Regions from separate parts of the Homo sapiens genome. Here regions 1 and 2 are each linked to region 3. The links are chromatin loops, found by intact Hi-C in ENCODE. Cell type or tissue: PC-3. All regions are shown on one strand.

Region 1 (8,000 bases), 140 kb after region 3:
CATGGATTGCTTGAGCCCAGGAGTCTGAGACCAGCCTGGGCAACATGGCGAAACCAGATCTCTCCAAAAAAAAAAAAAAAAAAATTGGCTGGGTGTCATGGCGCACACCCAGCTACTCAGGTGGTGTATTCTCAGCTACTCAGGAAGCTGAAGCAGGAGGATCGCTTGAGCCCAGGAGTTGGAGGTTGTGGCGAGCCAAGATTGTGCCATTGTATTCCAGCCTGGGTGACAGAGCAAGCCTCTGTCTCAAAAATAAAAAATAAGAAAATAAATCCAGCACTTTGGGAGGCCGAGGCAGGCAGATCACGAGGTCAGGAGATCGAGACCATCCTGGCTAACACAGTGAAACTCTGTGTCTACTAAAAATACAAAAAAATTAGTTGGGAATGGTGGCGGGCGCCTGTAGTCCCAGCTAATAGGCAGGCTGAGGCAGGAGAATGGCGTGAACCCGGGAGGCAGAGCTTGCAGTGAGCCGAGATGGCGCCACTGCATTCTAGCCTGGGCGACAGAGTCAGACTCTGTCTCAAAATAAATAAATAAATAAATAAATAAATAAATAAATAAATAAATAAATAAATAAATGGCGCCACTGCACTCCAGCCTGGGTGACAGAGTGAGACTCTGTCTCAAAATAAATAAATAAATTAATTAAATTAAAATAAAAATTCAGCCATATTAAAAGACTCATGAGTGTAGTAATGAATGAAAGATGTGATTGAGTAACTTTGTATCATATGTTTATTTCTAGCAGCCAGATTTTCTTGACTAAAGCTATAATTAGTCATGGCTCTCTGATTATTCTAAAAAGTGAATTTATTATCTTGAGGGCGTTGCTCTTAATATATTTTGAATAATAAAATGCTGAAATTAAGTATGCTTGACTTGTGTCTGATAAATTTGAATCTTAAAACGGACTTTTGAAAATATAGGAAGAAAAACTGTATAGGAATATCCCGTCACTTGTAATGTTGACAAAAATAGTAGAACCTATGACTCACGTATGTATTTCCCAAACGTGAGTTGAGTAACTGGCTCCAGTTGTTACTGATGGCATGCCGTGCTTGTGCCATATCTGTGTTCTCTGATAACTGCTAAATCAACTGCTGCCTAAAGTAGTGTCAAGGCAGTGAAAAGCCTCTGGCCACCTGTGGAATTGTTTCGGGGGATGGGACTTTCTACTTTGGGGAAAATCTGTAAATCTATGGTGTAAGGCAATCCTTTGTGTTTTGTTTCTGTTAGACTACTTTTGTGTTACCAAAGTAGTCTAACAGAAATACTTAGTAGTCTAACAGAAATCCGTGTTGCCAAAAGTTCTTCATAAATTTTATTGCTCTGTCTTGCATAAATGGCCTGTATACAGGCTCTTTAAAATGGTTGGTAAGAGTGGAAATGGGAAGAGAGTCTTGCCCTACTTAAACTCCAGAAAATATGATAATGGTTGCCTGTAGGAGCTCTGACTAATCATATATTTTTTGATGACATGTGCTTGCCATCAAAACAGCATCAAAGAGAGAGGAAAAGAATTATATCAGAGCCTGGTTCATCCCAGTGTCCTGGCCTCCTAGGGAGGTGTTAGAATGGGATGGTTTTTTACTTGCAGCTGCAAGATACGCCAGCATCTCTTGGATCAGAGCCCTTCGTGAAGTAAGGGAGAATTACAATAGGACTGTAGCTCAGGCCAAGGGATTAATAGAAAGATTAAATTTTGTATGTTTTAATTCAATACAAAAATGCTACATAAACATCTGCCTTTTTAAAAAATATGAAATCCTTTCCATCTTGGTGATCAGCTTGATCAGCAACCACACCTCACACTTACTGTTTTCAATAACAAATGGAATGCAGATGGCATTTGTTTCAACGATAACTACAGACAGCAATAACTAATGAATAACTTCAGTGATACCTGGAGTCACCTGTGGAGATGGTGAAAATATTTAGAACTGACAATTCCTACTGCATTCATGGAAAAAGAAGTAAAGTGGAGTGGGGCCTCAGCATCTGGATTTTTAAACTGTTCTATTGTTGATTTGAATCAATTCATCATGAATTAGCAAGTTGCTAGTAAGTAGCATTAACTACTGATGATGATCAATTCTTTTCTTGAGAGACGAAGGCAGTAAACTATTACAGAGAAGGTCTGTGCTTTGGCTTCAAAGAGACCTGGGTTCATACTTTGGGTCTGTCACAGAATTATGTGAAATACCTCTTTTCCTCTGTTTCTTTATGTGATAAGGGGGGATAATACTCCCTATATCATAGGGTGGTGGAGGTTAAATGTAAAAACATAACGACTAGTATAGTGCTTAGTACATTACAGACTTTTGCTCCTCAAAGTCTCGCCCTGGGATCAGCAGTATTTGTATCACAGCAGATAGATCCAAGAAATGCAGTATCTCAGGCCCATTCCAGACCTCCTCAGTCAGAATCTGCATTTCCGGGGGATTCCTCTGTAACCTGTAGTGTGACAAGCACTGATACAAACAAACGTTAAATGTTTGTTAGCGTAGTAGCATTTACCGTAATTGTTGATTGCTTTTACAGTTCTGAGCTGATAATCTTAAAAACGCCATGATGGTTGAAACAAAAACACTTCGTGGTATTTATTTTCTGGTATTTTCTTTTTATTCATACTAACTAGAGTAGTTTCTGTTGCTGGTGAAGATTTGTTTGGGGTTCAGTAAAACTTTCAAAATCGCCTTTCAGATCTTAAGTATCTTTTAGTTATCTCCTTCTTTTTGTGTTTATGCATTTAAACATAAACTATAAAGCCAAAATGCAGTTTAAAATTAGGCACAATGTATCTACAAATAAAAGCTCATCTAGCAACCAATAAAATGGAAACTTGCAGATTCCCAGCCAGATTTTAAAAATCAGATCAAATATTTGGAAACTATGTTATTTGTTGACGCCTATAAATTTAAAAATAAGTCAAACAAATCTGCTATTCTTGCAAAGCCTAAATTTTATGAGTTCCCCATCATTATTGGAATGAGAAATTGCCATTGTAAACTCTGTGCTAAATTTACTTTCTTTTTTGACTTTTAAAACTCACCAATATATTGCTTGTAATTTAGCTCTGACAAAAACATAAAAAAGGCTAAATTTAAGAGGCACTTCTGTTGTGTTCCTCAAAAAAATTTTTAGCCATCCAACTTATGTATTTGTCATCTACAGCTAGGCTTAAATATTATTGAAATTATTGAAGGCTTTTGAAAGTTTCTTTGCAGTTGTTTAAAATAACAGCTTTGCCATTAATGGCAGGCAATCACAACATTCATCCAGTATTTTGATTTTTTTTTTCTTGGAGCACAAACTGAGTGAGAAAAGTAATTTTCTTTTTCACATATAGAATCTATTTTAGTTACTCTAGCAGGTTTTTGTTGTTGTTGATGACCAATTTTCAGGTCCAAATGTTAACCTTAACAATTCACAAGGGGTGGTGGGAACTAAAGATTTTTTTTCACTCTCTAGTCCAACTTACTTCAGCACCTGCTAGTCACTATAGGCAGCCTGACTTTTAACAGGCTCATCAGCAAATCCGTGGATGAAATGTCTTGAGGACATTCAACCACACTGAGGGGCCCAGTGATCATCAAGGATGCTTGCAGTAGCAGCCTATTAACTTCCTTTTATCTGCTTATGAGATTAATTTGGGTTGATCAGATACTTGATTGTACTGTATTTTTCTCCCTTCCTGTACTCTGTGGTTGATTTCTCATTAAATCCAGTGGTGACACCTCCACAAGGCTTCGAAATCTGTCTTTAACTTCCAGCTAATGGAGGAGCTTGCTGTGAATAGTACAAGCTCTTATTTTTCAGGACAGTAATAATGACTGAGGGAATAAAATCCTTTGTACCGGCTCTCCTGTCCAACCTTGAAAGATGTGTTGCTGCAGGATCGGTGGCTCTTCAGAGTATCCCTTATTGTCAATCACGTTAACTAATCACCAGCAGAGGACTCTTGAATTTGGCAAACTTGGGATTTACTCTTTAAAAGTGCTGTTAGCTCATGGAACTTGAAGGACCTGTCATTCTTTCTGCTGACTCATTTTTTATTCCTTCATTGTGCTCTGGTATATGAGGAGGAAGGGATCTCTATTTTGGTAGATATAATTATGTCCTTTAGTGAATTTCTGAGTGAGCAGATAAGTCTGACATTTCCTCCCACTTTGTTTCTCTCCTTGGACACCCCCCACCCCAGTTGTCACAATAGTGTTGTGGAAAGAGCACTGGGCCGGGGGTAGACCCTATTTGCTTGGCCCCTGCTCTGCCTGTGGCCAGCTGTGTGACCTCAAGCAGTCCCATAAACTTTTTAGGAGAACTTTCCAATTGTCCACTTTCCAGCACATTTATCTAAGTCATGGTTTAGAGGAAGAGAGAAGAGAGAGATAATTAAGGAAATAACTAGTATTGAGAATAAAAATATTTGTCTTAGGTTGAACATATGCAATCGCCATTTTTGTAGGCTACGTATTTTCATAGAACTTGACCAAATAGGTTCCTCTATCCACACCTCAAGGCCTAAGGACTCTAACATATGTAAGGCAAGTTCTATAGATGTGTCAGAAATTTCCCTACTCAAGTCAGATCTGGCTTGAGTCCACCTAGTGGAGGAGATGGAAATTGTTCTTAGTATTTACAACTACTTTTTCTATCTCTTCCCTTACATATTATTCTCTCTCCTCCCTGGTTAACTCCAGACCTTCAGAACCTTCATACTCTTTCCATCCTATCCATTCATCATTAGTTCATCTACCTTATTCATCTCCCTACTTGTTTCACATGTGTTTTTAATACTTACCATATTCCATGTACCACACAAGAGAAAGGAAAAAGGTGAGCTAGAGAATGGTCATAAACTCAATAACAGGCCATTCTAAATAGGTGATATGCCTTTATGTTGCTGAAGATACTCCATTTTAACCACAGAATCATTTTATATGCTTTTTAAAAAAATGTTTGTGTTATTGTGGAATTACAGGAATAAGAAAATTACATGGGAAAGTGGTTTAGTTCAGAAATTGTACATATTGGTGAGGTTTGGAAAGACTGTTCCTTTATATACTGTGCCTTTTTGAAGAAGGTTCAAATTCCTGTCTGATTTTAGGTAGCACATGAATAATTGCCTTATTAGCTTTTCTTCTCTTTCCTGAACTAAGCCAAGTTCCAATCAAATTGTATAGTGTGCCCCAGATGAGACGCGCCCTGGTGCACAATAGAACCATATAAATGTTGTTATCCACTTCTTTTAAATTGGAGAGCTGTAACTTTTTTGTAGCTTTGAATATTTCATTTAGAATTTATATAAAAAGTAGGGCAGAAATCGAAATATTTCTGCTTTCCATTATGTATTCGCCTCATTTTTAGAGAGATATTTAACATTTCAAACTAGTTAAATTTATTTTACTCTTCTTTGAGGTGAGAATGCCTTTGAGATTTCTAGTGGAATAAATGTAAAGCTCCCATGTCACTCGGCCTTCTCAGGTCCTTTCTCTCTTATTTGAACCATCTCCTGACAATAACATTTAGAACAATATCATCTACATGTAAAGCCTGTATTAAAGTAATCCCTTCTTCACTATCGATTTAGCAGCATTAAACACTGTTCATCTGTAAAGCTGGGGCACAATCAGAAAATTATTTTTTCTAGTCCCATACTTTAGGATATGAATGTGAGCATCACAATTTGAATTACTTGGCCTGTTTCTTTTTCATAATCACAAACTTTGGGCATAAGAGAAAGATTTTTGGATGTTGAGAAAGGGATATTGAGTGTAACTGTCATGGTTCTAAGCTATCACAGAGTAACTAATTTTTGTGGATTACCATATCAGATATCACAGAATCCATTTTACCTCCAAGAGTATAGTTAGATACATCTTTGATTTGTCAGTGAGAATAACTTTCAAGGCTTACTTAATGGGAACGTATCATTTTGATATACCGCGTCCCTTATCTTCTACTTAGCAAGAGATTATTATTTCCATATTGAAAGGATCTAATTCTATAGACAGACGCAGAATGTTTTTTGTTTGTTTCCACCTCTACAGTATGCTGGTGAGGATCATGCTGATTGCCGATTGGCAGGGGCATCCAAGGTGGTTTTCTTGTTAGGTGCACAGGAGAAGAAAGCAGACAGTCATGGATAATAGTAAGCCGACATTCGAGAACAGGATTGAAGGCAAAGTGTGGGGTCACTGTAGGAGAGAGAAAAATAACAGTTAGTTTCAAGATGAAGAAAGAAGCAAGAATAATGTCCCCTTGGGAGAAAAATACCTCCAATAAGCATATGGGAAATGAGAAAGGATTCATGAGGGGAAAGGAGGATTCTGGGAAGGGCTGGGAAGTTGGCTTGGGGAAGAAAAGGTGCCTGGTTTAGAGAAGGGTGTCAGGATGGAGAAAGTATGACAGGGAAAAGAACTCCATTACTAAAGGGTGGATGCCATTTTAAATAATGTCAACCTCAAGGATGGTTGGCCCACTTCTGGAATGAATAGCATCAAAGGTTTATGTGTTATTTATCCTTTCTTAAGGCCTCCTCATGTTAGAAAGTAGCAAACCTACTCTTCTAGATGCTCAGGCCCATAACCTTGGAGTTATCTTTGAACCCGTTCAGTCTCCCAGACTCCATATCCACTGATTTCCAGTTCTTTCTTATTGGCTCTACTAGGGAAAATATATCTAGACCCACGACTATTTCTCACCACCTCCATTGCTACCTCCCTGGTCCAAAGCTCTATTCTCTCTGTCAGATTATTACAGTAGCCTCTGACTTGTTGGCCCAGTTCTTGGCTTGGGCCTTTGTTTCCATATAGACTATTCTCAACACTTTAGTGGAGAGTCACACCTCTCAAAGGGATACACACCTCACCCACAGTGAAAGCTCCAGTCCTCACTATCTCTCATGAAGCCCAAAGTCAGGGCTTCTCACCTGGGGGCACATTAGAATCCTCAGGGGATTTTTATAGACATGCTGATGTCTAGGCTTTAACAAATTTGAATCCCTGGAAGTGGAGCCTAGAGGCATTGTATCTTTTAAAAGCTCCCATGTCCTAAGTTTTGGGGATCAACAATGAATAAGACCTAGTTCCAAGTCTTAAGCTTTTGACACCTGACCAGGGACACCCACCCTGGTAACTGTAATAGTCTTTGGTGAGTACCAAGAAGAACAAATTGCTGGGGAATCTCAGGAAAAGTCAGGTGTCTTAGTCTGTTTGGGCTGCTGTAACAAAAACACCATAGACCACTTGACTTTAACAACATACAGTTATTCTCACAGTTGTGGAGCTTGGGAAGTCAAAGATCAAGGTGCTGACAGATTCAGAGCCTAGGAAGGACCTGCTTCCTGGCTTATGGTTGTTTTGTTTTTTTTTTTTTTCACTTTGTCCTCATATGACTGAAGGGGTGAGGGAGTTCTATGGGATCTTTTTTATAAGAGCACTAACCTCATTCATAAGTCTCAGCTCTCATTACCCAATCAGCTTCCAAAAGCCCCACGTCCAAATACAATCACACTGGGGATGAAGCTTCAACATATGAATGCTGGGGGCACATAGACATTCAATCTATATCTCCAAAACTACACAAAGTGGAGGGGAGTCAAAGAAGTGGCATTTTTCTGGACTTTGAAGGATGAGGAAGGCTTTCCCTGAGAGAGGAGAGAAAGTGCAGTCAAGATGACCTCATTTATTATGGCTACAAAATGCTAGTAGGAACCATGCTGATGTGATTATAGAAGAAGCTTTCAAATTAGGCAAACCCCGGTTCAATTTCTTGGCAAATTACTTCACCTCTTAGTGTCTCAATTTTCCTGTCTCTGAAATGGAGATAATCATAGTACCAGTCTCATAGGGATGTAAGAATTATCAACTGTCTTTGGCATATTGTAGGTACTTCATAATGTTAACTTTCTACAATAGCTAATTAGGCATTTCTCTCAAAGAAAAGTAAAGGAAATAGCTTTTAAATGGCTTACGGTTTTTCTTGGGTGCTGTATA
Region 2 (8,000 bases), 410 kb before region 3:
CAGAAATAAACCCAAATACTTACAGCCAACTGATCTTCAACAAAGCAAACAAAAACATAAAGTGGGAAAAGGACACCCTTTTCAACAAATGGTGCTGGGATAATTGGCTAGCCACATGTAGGAGAATGAAACTGGATCCTCATCTCTCACCTTATACAAAAATCAACTCAAGATAGATTAAGGACTTAAACCTAAGACCTGAAACTATAAAAATTCTAGAATATAACACTGGAAAAAACCCTATTAGACATTCGCTTAGGCACGGATTTCATGACCAATAACCCAGAAGCAAATGCAATAAAAACAAAGATAAACAGCTGGGACATAATTAAAGAGCTTTTGCATGGCAAAAGGAACAGTCAGCAGAGTAAACAGACAACCCACAGAGTAGGAGAAAATCTTCACAATCTATACATCTGACAAAGGACTAATACCCAGAATCTACAATGAACTCAAACAAATCAGTAAGAAAAAAACAAAAGATCCCATCAAAAAGTAGGCTAAGGACATGAATAGACGATTCTCAAAAGAAGATATACAAATGGCCAACAAACATACAAAAAAATGCTCAGCATCACTAATGATCAGGGAAATGCCAATCAAAACAACTATGTGATACCACCTCACTCCTGCAAGAACGTCCATAATCAAAAAATCAAAAAACAGTAGATGTTAGTGCGGATGCAGTGAACAGGGAACACTTCCACATTGCTGGTAGGAATGTAAACTAGTACAGGCACTAAGGAAAACAGTGTGGAGGTTCCTTAAATAACTAAAAGTAGAACTACCATTTGACCCAGCAATCCCACTACTGGGTGAAAAGAAGTCATTATTCAAAAAAGATACTTGCATATGAATGTTTATAGCAGCACAAGTTACAATTGCAAAATCGTGGAACCAACCCAAATGCCCATCAATCAATGAGTAGATAAAGAAACTGTGGTACATATATACAATTGAATACTACACAGCCATAAAAAGGAATTAATTAACAGCATTTGCAGTGACCTAGATGAGATTGGAGACTATTATTATTATTATTATTATTTTTTTTTTTTTTTTGAGACAGAGTTTCACTCTTGTTTCCCAGACTGGAGTGCAATGGTGTGGTCTTGGCTCACCACAACCTCTGCCTCCCGGATTCAAGTGATTCTCCTGCCTCAGCCTCCCAAGTAGCTGGGATTACAGATGCCCACCACCACACCTGGCTGATTTTTGTATTTTTAGTAGAAGTGGGGTTTCACCATGTTGACCAGGCTGGTCTAGAACTCCTGACCTCAGGTGATCCGCCCACTTTGGCCTCCCAAAGTGCTGGGATTACAGGCGTGAGCCACCACGCCTGGCCTTGGAGATTATTATTCTAAGTGATGTAACTCAGGAATGGAAACCAAACATCGTATGTTCTCACTGATATGTGGGAGCTAAGCTATGAGGATGCAGAGGCATAAGAGTGATACAATGGACTTTGGGGACTTGGGGGGAAGGGTGGGAGGGGGGCGAGGGATAAAAGATTATAAATATGGTGCAGTGTATACTTCTTGGGTGATGGGTGCACCAAAATCTCACAAATCACCATTAAAGAACTTACTCATGTAACCAAATACTACCTGTACCCCAGTAACTTATGGAAAAATAAAATTTAAAATAAAATTTAAAAATTATAATAAAAGTTTGACATATTAAAAAGAATTACCAAAAGGTGAATCAGAGACACAAAGCAGGTATATTTCATTGGAGGATGCCAATGATTAAGACTTGCTTGACACAGGATTGCCAGAAACTTTCAGTTTGTGAAGAAGTACAATAAAATGAGGTATGTCTGTATATTCATAAAATTATGCAACCATCCCCACTATTTAATTCTAGAATGTTTTCATCACCCCAGAAAGGAACTACATATCCATTAGCAGTCACTCCCCAGCTCTCTTCCTTCCCGCAGCCCCTGGTAAACACTAATCTACTTTGTGTTTCCATGGAATTTCCCTGTTGGGTCATTTCATATAAATGAAATTATACATTATGTGGCCTTTTGTGACTAGTTTCTTTCACTTAGCATAGTATTTTCAAGTTCTATCCATATTGTAGACTGTATTAAAACTTTTTCCTTGTTACAACCAAATAAAATTCCATTGTATAAATACATTTTATTTATACATTCATTGATGGATATTTGTGTTGCCTCCATCTTCGGGTTGTTATTAATAGTGCTGCTATAAACATTCGTGTACAAGAATTTGTGTGGATATATGTTTTCATTTCCCTTGCGTATAAATCTGGGCATGACTGCTGGGTATTATGGTAGCTCGATGCTAAACATTTTGAAGAGCTGCCACACTGTTTTTTAAAGGGGCTGCACCATTTTACATTCCCATCAGTTTTGTATTTCTCCATGTCTTTATCTTTTTTATTAATGTCATTCTAGTGAATATGAGGTACTAACTCATTGTGGCTTTGGTTTTTATTTCCCTAATGACTAATGATGTTGAACTTCTTTTTCACACGCTATTTGTAAATCTTATTTGGAGGAATGTTTATTCAGATCCTTTGTCCATCTTTTAATTAAATAGTTTGCCTTTTTATTATTAGGTTGTAAGAGTTCTTTATACAGTCTTTATATATATATATATTTAGAAATTCTGGTTACAAGTCTCTTAACGGATATATAATCTACAAATATTTTCTCCCTGTGGGTTGTTTTTTCACTTTCTAGATAGTGCTCTTTGAAACACAAAATTTTTAATTTTAATTTTGATAAAGTCTAATGTATCTATTTTTTTCTTTGGTTCTTTGTGTTTTTGGTGTCACATGTAAGAAGCTATTGCTTAATCAAAATTTATTAATATTTACTCCTATGTTTTACAGCAGGGGCCCCCAATCCCTGGGCCATCAACGGTACTGGTCTGTGGCCTGTTAGGAACCAGGCTGTGCAGCAGGAGGTGAGCAGTGGGTGAGCAAGCATTATCACCTGAACTCCACTTTCTGTTTGTTTGTTTGTTTGTTTTGTTTTTTGAAACAAAGTCTCACTGTGTTGCCCAGGCTGGACTGCAGTGGTGCGATCTTGGCTCACTGCAACCTCTGCCTCCCAGGTTCAAGTGATTCTCATGCCTCAGGCTGCCAAGTAGCTGGGATTACAGGCGCACGCCACCACACCGGGCTAATTTTCATATTTTTAGTAGAGACAGGGTTTCGCCATGTTGGTCAGGCTGGTCTCAAAGTCCTGGCCTCAGGTGATCCGCCCACCTCGGCCTCCCAAAGTGCTGGGATTACAGGTGTGAGCCACCGCACCTGGCCTCGCATTCTGTAAGATTAGCAGTGGCATTAGATTCTCATAGGAGCATGAATCCTGTTGTGAACTGTGCATGTGAGGGATCTAGGTTGTGCTCCTTATGAGAGTCTGACTAATGCCCAATGATCAGAGGTGGAACACTTTCATCTCAAAACCATCCCACTCGCAGCCATTTGTGGAAAAGTTGTCTTCCACGTAAACAGTCACTGGTGCCAAAAAGGTTGGGGACCACTGTCCTATGAGATTTTGGTGAAGATTAACTGGGATAATGTATGTAAATTCTGGGCATGTAACTATCAGTGGGAAGTAATATCTTATATTGTCATTCAGACAATTCCTCCAGGCTTCCACCTCCACCCTCATCTAATTTCTCTGGTTTCCACCTCTACCATACCCTCTGGATTTGCCCCTTGGTTGGACTGGCTCTGGCTTTGATTTCAGACTCTTCCTAAAACACTGCTTCTGCATACCTCATGACCTTTAGTTTCAAGCAAGTGATGTTGACAGTTGCTCAGCTCAGGTTCTGGACTGTCCAGGAGGGGGCATCAGACAACAAGAAGAGAAGTCCCTAGAAAAGACAGCTTTAATCAAATAATACTGCCATTCATTGAAAACCTGCTGCGTGGCTTCCTCTTTATGGGCATTATCTCTATTCTCTAGAATAACTGTGGGAATAGAGTACAGTATTACCACCATGATATAAAAGAGGAAACTGATTTTCTAAGTTTAATAACTTTCCCAACATTTCCCAGTTTAGTAATTGATGGGCTGGGATTTGACTGACTATAAAGCTTGTACTATTTCTTTTATACCACCAATCTCGATCTCACAGGGCTACAAAAAATCTTGAAGCAAGCATTAGAACTTCCCTCTATCTTTAGTAGCTCTAAATGACGTAAAAATGTGTTTAGAGAGCATTAAAATGTGTTTAACAAAATGTGTTAAGAGAATATGTCCTGGACTTAGGGGACAAACTAGAAATCAAGCTTCCAGACCTCAGGACCTACAGTATAAATTAGAATGCAAAACACTAACAAGCAACATACCCAGAAGGTAGTTATGAAGTAATAATGACTTGATAAAGTTAACATCATACATTCTGATACTTCATTGAAATTTTCTTCCCTGGGCTGGTCTATGATGTTTTTAAATATCTAAACTATGGCTTAACGTCCATGAAGCTTGAACCTGATCAATTTCTCTAAGGCACTATAGTTACAGTTTGAGTATCGTTCACCCAGGGGATAGTATTATTTTCTCAAAATGTCTTCTGGGTCTATCTGCAGCAGAATCTCCTGCTATACTTAATAAAATTCACGTTTCAAAGCCACTCCTTTCATTTACTGATGTCTACGCTGGTGACTGACATGCTGCATTTTTAAGCAGCTGTTCATTAAACAGCAAGAAACAGTTATTGCCTCACCATTGGACTTCCCTTTTTGCCATTAAGAGACAGCATCTGCCCTTTAAGTTCTGCCTCTCTTACCATGAGTCCTAAACATTATAAAAGCAGAAGTTTATAAAGTTAGTCCAATTTCTACCATTTGGCACATAGTGGTAATAACAGCTAACACTTTCAGAGGACTTACTGTGCTCCAGGTACTAGTCTAAGTCCTTTACCTACATATTAGCACCCTGAATCCTCACAACTGTCTCCTGTTGTTGATTCTATTAACTTCAAATCTCTTATACAAATGAGGAAACAGACAGGTTAAGACTTGCCCAAGGTTAAGTAGCTTGAAATTGACAGAGCCAAAACTCGAACCCACAGGCAACCAGATTTCAGAGTCTAAGCTTTTGAACATTATAATTCTTCTTTTTGAAAAATGATTTAATGGCAGAAGATTTGGAAAAACAAACTCATATATTCATCACTAGGGGAATGGTTAAAGAAATTATGATTCCCCCAATGAAACGCAGCTGTGAAAAACTAAGAAGCTTTCACTGAGCTGAAAGGCAAGGGTCAGAATGTGTATAATATGCTGACTTTATGTTTAAAATAAATCTTTTTTCAAATTGAATTTTGGATCTGTATGTATTAGGAATTTAGTCTTTGTTACATGAGTTAAAAAATTTTCCCAATTTTTCATTTAACTTTTTAGGTACTTATGGTATAATTTACTATGCAAAAGTTATCTTTAATTTTATGTACTTGCGTTATTTATTTCATGGTTTTTGGATTTTGAGTCATCATTAGACCTTCTCCACTTCAAGGATAAAAAGTAATTATCCTAATACTTTCTTCTGGTGCTTTCAGGATTTCTTTCTAAATGTGTGATTTTTAATGTATTTTAAGTTTACTGTGATACACAGGTAAGGTATGAACAAGCTCATTATTTGTCGCAACATCCATTATTAAATTGCCCTCTTTGCCCCACTAATTTCAGATGTCCTTCTATCATGAAGTGAATTTTCTTATGTATTTTGAATTATTTCTGGGCTTATTTTGTCCCTTTGGGTACTAAGTTTTTAGTTTATGAGGCAGCCAGATCCATTTATTTTTGCACTCAAGTATTATTTTAGTCCTGGAGATAAATTTATGGTCTGTTTAATGTACCATGTTATTGCTGACATCCCTTATCGTCCTGGGGAAGTTACAGAAATAATGAACAGTAGTTTTACAGTGATGGCTTCAGCAGAAAACAGATCTAGAGAAGCACTGTCCCTGAGGATAGCGCACTGAGCCCCACACCTGCTGAGATTTTCAAATTCGTATCATTCTGTCTGCTCAACTCTGCAACTACCTTTCATCTTCCTTTGGAAAGCAGCAGGACTGAGGATTAAGGTTAAATTCCCATTGTCTGTGGTCCAAAGAGAAAGCATACTACCACTGTCTGTTCATATTATTGCCATTGTGTTAAAGTGCAGAACCAAAAGCAAACTTTCTAATTTTTCATACTCCTAGCTTGGTGTGTGTGCCTGCTGTTGGCACCCAGGATCTGCCTATATTCCCTAGAAAGCATATCAAAACAGCAGCTTGACTCTCCTGAGAATGGAGAGGTGGACTGGCACAAATTCAATGGAGTATGGCGAGAATGTCACAGGAGCTACTCCAACCAAAATTCCTTTTCATATTGCAAAGCTCCTACATGGGCCACTCTGAGCCAATGTCCCTCTAAGTCCCCTTGAAAGCACTGTTTGAATAGGATAAACTTCCTGACAGTGTTTGAACTTTGCAGACTCCCTATCAGACTCACAGTCTCAAGTTAGCAGCTCACAGTGGATAAGGCGGTGTGAGCGCTAGACCTCAAGGCCTGAATATGATTTGGCCAGTGCTCTTGGCTCAATCCCTGCTCCATGTTAAGCTGCAATAACCACAGCTGGAAAGTGTGTTTGTGCCCTCTAGGTCTGAACAGCTGGAAGAAGGGGGGCCCCCCCCGACACAAATTAAATTAGGAGGTGTAAAATGCTGTGGGAAGAAAAACAAACCAAGATGACAAAAGCAGGTGCCAAAAGGCGTTTGTTCACAACCCCCATCACAGTTTCATTTTTATGTGTATGATTAGCAGCTCAGCTGCCTTAGGGCACATTTCATACTTCTTTGATCTTTTAATGTCTTGAAAAGAAAAAGAAACAGCACCTGCTGATGAAAGATATTCCAAGAGAATAGCAGGCTCTGTTCTCCAACAATCTCAAAAGCTTAACTATCCTACTCTGTGGACAGTTTTAAAGACTGTGTATTTTAGAAACCAATCTCTTCAAGAACTAGCTGAACAGTATAAAACAACTGTCCTTTTATTGTTATTTTCCAATTTATTGCCAGAGGATTATCTGTTAATGAGCCTTAGCTTATTAGAAAGACTTAAGGAAGCTAGAAACTTTCACCACAATAGCACTGATTGGTTTGTCATAGTCTGAAGTAACTCTCTTGTACTAGATGATTCATAAATTCTAAATAGGAGACCAAAGGGGCAGCAGTTCTAAAGAGAGCAGCCACACAACCCCATTGCACAATAAGCTTTGTCAGCACAGCCTGTAGATAAACACTGGGTTGCAATATAGCCACGAATGACCGGTTCTCTCCCTTGTTCATCCATCCTGGGAGACCTACAGGTGCCTTAAATTCTCCCTAAATTGTTCCAGAAGACATCGCCTGTGTCCCTTAGCCCGGTCTTCTTGACTACTCTTTAGGTTTCAGCCTTTTTTTTTTTTTTTTTTTTTTTAACTCTCATCTGCTCAGTTTTGTGCTGATTAATGCCTGTAAAGGTACCACCATGGCTGCTAAGGCCCTCACTCTCACATTTCTGTGCCCAGATTGTAAAGCCCTAAGTTCCATGCCAAGCTCCTGACACCTTGTGCTCTCAATGTCCTAGATTTATTCATTTTCGATCTTATCTTTCATTATACTCTTTACTTTCAGACTCATAGCAGAAACAGGACTTGAGGACCATCTAAATGAGTGATAGACATCCCACCCCTTCCTTCCTGACCTACCATTCTTTAACCCTCTTCCAATACAGTGCATTCCATCCCAAGTTTCTCAGTCCCTCATGCCAGTGGTACCTGGCCAGCCTGTGGCATCAGTCCTCTAGATTTGCCTTAGTCTTGGGACAAACTTACGTAGGTCTTCCTTCTAGTAAAACATTGAGATAAAACAACTTTGCAACTGTTATTTCTTCTTGAAATTAGCATTCTGAACGTATCATCCTTAAAGGTATGAATCAATAGTTTCATCTCTGATAAATATTAGAAGTCATCTGAATTTCTTTCCAAG
Region 3 (8,000 bases):
CTTCCTAGCATTGACGGTCTTTACAATTTGGCATGTTTTTGCAGTGGCTGGTACCGGTTTTTCCTTTCCGTGTTTAGTGCTTCCTTCAGGAGCTCTTGTAAGGTAGGCCAGGTGGTGACAGAATCTCTCAGCATTTGCTTGTCTGTAAAGGATTTTATTTCTCCTTCACTTAGTTTGGCTGGATATGAAATTCTGGGTTGAAAATTCTTTTCTTTAAGAATGTTGAATTTTGGCCCCCACTCTCTTCTGGCTTGTAGGGTTTCTGTAGAGAGATCAGCTGTTAGTCTGATGGGCTTCCCTTCGTGAGTGATCTGACCTTTCTTTCTGGCTGCCCTTAACAGTTTTTCCTTCGTTTCAACCTTGGTGAATCTGACAATTATGTGTCTTGGGTTTGCTCTTCTCGAGGAGGAGTATCTTTGTGATGTTCTCCGTATTTCCTGAATTTGAATGTTGGCCTGTCTTGTTAGTTTGGGGAAGTTCTCCTCGATAATATCCTGAAGAGTGTTTTCCAACTCATTTCCATTCTCCCCATCACTTTCAGGTACACCAATCAGATGTAGATTTGGTCTTTTCGCATAGTCCCATATTTCTTGGAGGCTTTGTTTGTTTCTTTTTACTCTTTTTTTCTGTAAATTTGTCTTGTTGCTTTATTTCATTAATTTGATCTTCAATCACTGATACCTTTTCTTCCACTTGATCGAATCGGCTATTGAAGCTTGTGCATGCGTCATGTAGTTCTCATTCCATGGTTTTCAGCTCCATCAGGTCATTTAAGGTCTTCTCTACACTGTTTATTCTAGTGAGCCATTTGTCTAATCTTTTTTCATGGTTTTTAGCTTCCTTGCGATGGGTTCGAACATCCTCCTTTAGCTTGGAGAAGTTTGTTATTACTGACCTTCTGAAGCCTGCTTCTGTCAGCTCATCAAAGTCATTCTCCGTCCAGCTTTGTTCCATTGCTGGCGAGGAGCTGCGATCCTTTGGAGGAGAAGAGGTGCTCTGGATTTTAGAATTTTCAACTTTTCTGCTCTGGTTTCTCCCTATCTTTGTGGTTTTATCTACCTTTGGTCTTTGATGTTGGTGACCTACAGATGGGATTTTGGTGTAGATGTCCTTTCTGTTGATGTTGATGCTATTCCTTTCTGTTTGTTAGTTTTCCTTCTAACAATCAGGACCCTCAGCTGCAGGTCTGTTGGAGGTTGCTGGAGGTCCTCTCCAGACGCCGTTTGCCTGGGTATCACCAGTGGAGGCTGCAGAACAGCAAATATTGCTGCCTGATCCTTCCTCTGGAAACTTCATCCCAGATGGGCACCTGCCTGTATGAGGTGTCATTCTGCCCCTGCTGGGAGATGTCTCCCAGTTAGGCTACATGGCGGCCAGGGACCCACTTGAGGAGGCAGTCTGTCCGTTCTCCAATCTCAAACACCATGCTGGGAGAACTACTGCTCTCTTCAGGCCTGTCAGAAGGGGACGTTTAAGTCTGCAGAAGTTTCTATTGCTTTTTGTTCAGCTATACCCTGCCCCTAGAGGTGGAGTCTACAGAGGCAGCGGGCCTTGCTGAGCTGTGGTGGGCTCCACCTAATTCTAGCTTCCTGAGCACTTTGTTTATCTACTCAAGCGTCAGCAGTGGCGGACACCCCTCCCCCCTGCCAGGCTGCTGCCTTGCAGGTCCATCTCAGATTGCCACGCTAGCAGTGAGCAAGGTTCTGTGGGTGTGGGACCTGCCAAGCCAGGAGTGGGATATAATCTTTTGGTGTGCCATTTGCTAAGACTATTGGAAAAACGCAGTATTTGGTTGGGTGGTGTCCCGTTTTTCCAGGTACCATCTGTCATGGCTTCCCTTGGCTAGGAAAGGGAATTCCCCAACTCCTTGCACTTCCCAGGTGAGGTGATGCCCTGCCCTGCTTCAGCTCACCCTCCATGGGCTGTACCCTCTGTCCAACCAGTCCCAGTGAGGTGAACCAGGCATCTCAGTTGGAAATGCAGAAATCTCCTGTCTTCTGTGTTGATCACGATGGGAGCTGCAGACTGGAGCTGTTCCTATTTGGCCATCTTGGAACGGACCAGTCCATAGTTTTATAATGCATGCCTATGTGTTGATTTGTGTTGCTTTGGAGTTGCTTTAATATCCAAATGAAAGACTCATGACCATATTATTGGTGAACTTTTAAAAAATATTGTATTGATTTATAGGAAATTGATAAGCTTTGAGGTAATCTGTAAAATTATTTTTAACCCCCCCCCCCCTTTTTTTAGAATAACTTCCTGGCACTTGATTATATAAGGCTCTTGCTGCTTATGATAGATGGTTGCTCCTCACATATCATTGCATAATTAACCTTTTCTCCCAGGCTCTTAATGTCCAAGAAAATGTTCTCTTCATACCAGTAATGTAGTTCCACTGGAAAGTGTTCTGGGTGAGCTGGGGATTTTTCCTTTGGAGCTGGAATTTGCCCTAGTAATTCTGCCTTCTTTGGAATTCTGTGAGTTCTGTGAGAGGGCAGATAATCATAGTGGTGTATGACCAAGCACTCACCTTTTATCTTTAACTCTCAGAAGAAATTGTTTTTCAGAAAGAAATGTCAAAATGACATTATTCATGAGAAAAACTAGTCATGAGTTTTGGACTCTCTAGGAATGTAAACATGTTTAATAAAAGCTGGTGACAGTTTTTCGGTCTGCTGTTACTGGAAAGCCTGCTTGATTTCCTTCCCTGTGTTTTTCTGGTCTTGAGATCTCCAGTGCTTTCTGAAGATCCAGGAATGCCGTACAAATGGGAAAAGCCAGACTGTTATCTTGAACCTCTGTTTTTGAAATCTCTGTCTGATAAGGAAAAAAATATTGCAAGTCATTGTAGTTACTTGTTTGGTTTGTCACTGGAATTCCAAATATTTGCTTGGTGGTTCATGGACATGTAAATTTTGGGATATGTTACTATTGTTTAGGGTATACTGTCTGTAAAATAAGTTATTAACCCAGTGACTGTTAACTAGATCTTCCAAAAGCCCTGTCTCCTATCATTTTATGTGTATTGAAAAATTATTATAATTAGAGATTTTTTTAAACTCTTAGAAAATGAAAGTATACAGCTATGAAAATTCTGTTTGGGTAATTTTTTAAAAAATTTATTTTCAGTTCAGAGGTACATGTGCAGATTTGTTATACAGGTAAACTGTGTGTCACAGGGCTTTGGTGTACAGATTATTTCATCATGTTTGGATAATTTTTATGTTATTTTTTAATGCATTTTTATCCTTTTGTCTGTATTATTGTGCTTCCTTTTTTATTAAAGAAGAGTTGGATGTATCTTACTTTGGCTTTATGTTTAAAGTGAAACAGTAAATTGAAAGATTTTAACAGGTCGTGGTATGTCAATGAAAGAACCTAGAAATTAGCAGAAAAATGCAGGAAGCCAACTATAGATATTGGAAAAATAATACATACCATAACTTGAGTTAGGTAATGTACACTATCGAGTCTTTGAATTTCAATAAAGTATGTCAAAGTAGACATTGTATGTCATTTTCCCTTCTGTTGGGAGAACTGATAATCCGCCTACCCATCTGCCTTCCTACCTTTCTTAGTTTTCTTTCTTTTTCTTTTATTCTGCCTAAGTCCAGAAAAGATTTGGGGTCTATATAAGTAAGTTATGGAAAATAAAATACGTGAGGAGGAAGGGAAATGAAGGGAAATTGGGTACACCCTGTTAGTACCTGCATTTAAATTCTGTGAAGTTGCTTGAAGACGGATGGATCTGTGTCTGAGCTTCCTGATTAGCAAGTCTGTTGTCTATGGTGCGATTAATCTCTTCTCAGCCTAACTCTGATATAGTCACTGCCCTGTATAAGAAATGTCAGTGGCTCTCTATCACATCTATTTAAGGTATATAAGAACCCGTACCCTTTTCAGGCTTATCTTATTTTTCTCCTCAATGAACCCCACTCTGTTCAACATGTAGAGCTGCTTACCTTCCCCAGGTCCAGTTTTCTTGCTTGGAGGCCTTTGAATGACCCTTCCTCACCACTGGGAGTGTCCTGTTTACTTATCTTCAACACCCAGCTCCTACTCCATTCTTCTGTGAGGCCTTCCTGGGTGACGCTGACATTTGTTACCTCTCTCAGTTCTGGAACTTACCTTAGTACTGGGGTTGTCTTCTCTAATAGGCTTAGCTTTTTGAGGGCAAGGGACATCTAAGTACATTTTGTGGGGTGTATATAGAGTGAAGCAGTTGGCAGCTGTATTTATGGTTGCTCTCTTAGTTAAGTAATATACTGCCCAGCACACAAAAGGAGCCAAATAAGTGAAGAATAAAGGGCACTTTGTGAGGAGGCTGATTATAGTGGTGCTAGGGGCATGGAATTGGGGAGGAGGGAAGCAGTTGAATATACCTGAGCAAAACCAAACTGTTTCATATGTGTCATGAATCATATCCCTTTTCTTTTTGCTTATTCATTTGTTGACTTTCGGTTCTTTTCACCTCTAGTGCTATCCACTGAACTTCCTCCATCCCCCTACCTCCCCTTCCCTCCCGTTCCCTCCTCCACCTCCCCTCCCCTCCCCTCTCCTCTTTGACAGAGTCTTGCTCTGTCACCCAGGCTGGAGTGCAGTGGCACAATCTTGGCTTACTGGAACCTCCACCTCCCTAGTTCAAGCAATTCCCTTGCCTCAGCATCCCGAGTAGCTGGGATTACAGGCACATGCCACCATGCTGGCTAATTGTTTTGTATTTTTAGTAGAGACAGGGTTTCACTATGTTGGCCAGACTTGTCTCGAACTTCTGACCTCAGGCAATCTGCATGCCTTGGGCTCCCAAAGTGCTGGGATGACAGGCGTGAGCCACTGCACCCGGCCCCCCTCTTTCTAAGGTGGCTTATCTATTCATTGAACAACAAACATTGCAATAGGGTAGTCATTGTTTGCAAGACTTGTGGTTTCATACTGAGTTCTCTAAATGTGGGGAAGTTGCTAAGTTTGGCTCTTCTTCAGCTAGCACAGCGGTAGAAGCAGACCTACCACCCTCTTTCCTTTTAGTAACTTGAACTTCTCCCTGTTTCAATGCTTATAAACCACCTCTCTCCCAAAACAAATATGTATTGTGGTTAAGAATAGTGGAAAGAGTGACATGATTTTTAATTGTGGTTGAGCAGGAAATTGTTTTAAGTTAGTTTAGAATTCATTGATCCAACATTCTTTATACTTTTAAAAAGTAATACAGTTTTGCATACTGTATAATTAGCAGTAACTTTTAAATATACTACGTTTCTGAGGACCTTCAGTAAAATACATAGAAAGGAAAACATCCGGCTTAAAATTTGTGACTTTTCAATCTGTATACATTTTCAGTTCCTCTTATTTAAAGTGATAGACTAATAAATATTTTAATATAATGGTTGAAGTCTTTATTAAGATTAAATTAGGATCTTAAACTTTCTGTGTGTCTCCATTAAAGATGTGTTTTTGGCTTCATTATTTGACAGTGTTGTGGTATGGCATTTAATGGAGAACAAGATCTCTTACTTTGGAATGTATCTGGTCAAATGGAGTTCCTTTCATATTTGCCCAGGAAGCTTATTTTTCTAAAGATTATGGAAATAACAGATGTGGAACAAGCAAGCACTGCATGTCTTTCATTCAGAGTTCTCTGAGGAACCACCTTGGGTAGGCTTTTGTTTGTCACACACATAGCAAGTATGTCTTTACCCTGACTGATGCAATAGTCCAGCCTCCTGTGGGGTATCATCCACTAACAATAATGCCATAACCCATTAGTTGATTGCAAACTCTCTGAATCCATAGGGACTTGCCCCAGTCCAAATGAGTGACTAATTCTTAAACTACAAGGTAAAGCTGAGGTCCTAAGGGAGGAGGGACATGTTAAGGTTTGACTGTTTATTTTGCTTGTTATTACTGCAGGATCATTAAAGAAATGTTTATATCCTGTTGGGGTTCTATGTTCTTAACCACTATATAAGGATGAATAAGCTTTGTTTTTTTTGCTTCTACCTCTCTTATATTTCTTTCCATTCTCTACCCTCCCTCTCCTAAGGAAAAATGGTGTTCACACTCATTGGGTCTAAATAAACCCAAACGTCTTTTCTTTGAATATTTTATTACCTTATCTGTTTATCTATTAATGAGAAATTATACAAATGCATATTTGAAGTTCTTAGTAAAAGCCCAAGGACTTAAACGCAGCTCTGGAAACACCTGTCATCTATCTTTTATTTAGTAAATCTCCCTTTGTCCCAGATTCCTCATTTGGAAAATATGTCATGAATTTGTTATGTTGGTATCATAAAAGATGTAATTGTACAAGAGATAGTAAAGTATCACATGTTCATTTAGAATGATCACACATAAATATGTGCTTTTTTCTCTCAACCGTGACCTGTAACTATCCTTTTTTGAATGTCACAAAAATCTCATGTCTATAAGCCTCTCCACACTGATGAGATTGAGGCCTAAAACCATCATCTCCCAGCTCTGTCACAATTTCCAGATTTGTCTCTGTCTTTAGGTTTGCTCACTTTTGAGCACATAGAATTATGCCATCCTTTTCAAATTACATGTCAGCTCCTTACTTTATCCTACCCCCAGTAGTGAGCGCCTTAGTTGCCTTGCTTCATCTTTTGATGTGTTTTTACACTGTTTGTCATGCCAGCATTTCTTGTGAGCACCCTCCCCAAGACACATACACACACACACACACACACACACACACACACACACACACACACACACCACATTCTTAACCTATGGACATTTGCTGCTGTAAATTCATTATATATGGTGCATTGAAAATGTTTGCTCTGTGTTTCTTTCTGGACCTTGTGCTAGCAACTTTGTTTTGTCATTTTTGTCAAGTGATTTTCTTTTTTCTTTTTTTTTTCCAAATCAGCTAAGTCACTGATAAGATTGATGAGTATGAGAGATTGATCATTTTACAATTTCCATCCTGCGGCCATATGAGAGGTTGTATTTGGTACCTAGATTAGATCAAAGAGTGTCAGAACTCAATGGGCTGTATAACATGTGGCAGGTAGCAGAGTAAATTGGAAAGAATAAGAATACCAGAAGGAGCCAAGAAATACCTGTTGGAAACCCCAATCTGCCCTAACTAACTTTGGGCCTTTGAGAACAAGTTACTTTATCTCTCTGGATATCAGTTTTCTATCTTGTATTAGTTTCCTGTGGCTGCTGTAACAAATTACCACAAACTTGGTGGCCTAAAACAAAGGAAATGTATTTTCTCACAGTTCCAGAAGCCAGAAGTCCAAAATCAGTTTCACTGGGCTGAAATGAAGGTGTCAGTAGGACCTTGCTCCCCACAAAGACTCCAGGGGACAATCTGTTTCTTATCTCTTCTAGCATCTGGTGGCTGCTGGCATTCTTTGGTTTGTGACTGTATCACTCCAGTCTTTGCCTTTGGGGTCACATTGCCTTCTTTTGCGTGTGTGTCAAATCTCCTCCTCCTTCACTCTTATATGCATATGTGTGATTGTATTTTGGGACCACCTGGATAATCTGAGATAATCTCCCCATCTCAGAACCTTTAAGCATGTCTGGGAAGTCCTTTTTTTTCCCTAAGAGGTAACATTCACAAGTTCTAGGGATAAGGATGTGGGTATCTTTTGGGAGGTTGTTATTCAGCTACTAAACGCCTGAAATAATATCTGAAGTCATGCTGGCTTGGCTTGTAATTGCTATTCATTTCATTCATTTGTTCATTCACCAAACTTTTATTTCATGCCTAATATGTGCCAGACACTGTTCTAGGCAATAGGAATAACCCACTGATCATGCCTTTAGTAAATTCATTATATTGTTGGTGAGATTACCATACAGAATAAATGCTAAAATAAAGGTAAAAGAGACAATTTAGACTATTGGATTAATTCTTTGTATGTCTCCTTTTGCACAGTTCTGGAGCACAAGCCACCAGCATGCCTCAGTACTTGTAAATCATTTCAGTAACTACAAGGATTATGTGTAGTGTAGCCTGT

The links. Peaks named below come from ENCODE experiments on the same cell type or tissue, not always from the same donor. Only the 100,000 strongest peaks of a DNase experiment are listed, where the experiment ranks them.
Region 1: it touches region 3 in a loop (7-fold over the local background); 3 of 110 quality-filtered maps call a loop at or near these places.
Region 2: a loop joins it to region 3, with 5 times the contacts of the local background. A loop is called at or near these places in 2 of 110 quality-filtered maps.

Annotation. Positions count from the first base shown.
Region 1 is chr7:18,316,569-18,324,568 of GRCh38, forward strand. It overlaps a transcript of HDAC9 not described here. Among named protein-coding and RNA genes, the nearest start is that of HDAC9, 180 kb to the right of the region's middle. In PC-3, CTCF peaks have their summits at 4,607 and 4,806; a DNase peak (open chromatin) is centred at 4,593.
Region 2 is chr7:17,766,208-17,774,207 of GRCh38, forward strand. No RefSeq gene overlaps it. Among named protein-coding and RNA genes, the nearest start is that of SNX13, 170 kb to the right of the region's middle. In PC-3, a CTCF peak has its summit at 3,824 (motif pointing right); DNase peaks (open chromatin) are centred at 3,824 and 7,224.
Region 3 is chr7:18,173,537-18,181,536 of GRCh38, forward strand. It overlaps a transcript of HDAC9 not described here. Among named protein-coding and RNA genes, the nearest start is that of MIR1302-6, 50 kb to the left of the region's middle. RefSeq lists enhancers at 1,406-1,555, 1,576-1,665, 3,976-4,120, 4,785-4,894 and a cis regulatory region at 4,039-4,056. In PC-3, no CTCF peak of the experiment used is centred here; DNase peaks (open chromatin) are centred at 4,075, 4,405, 4,925 and 5,765; H3K4me3 peaks cover 2,461 bases; H3K27ac peaks cover 4,715 bases.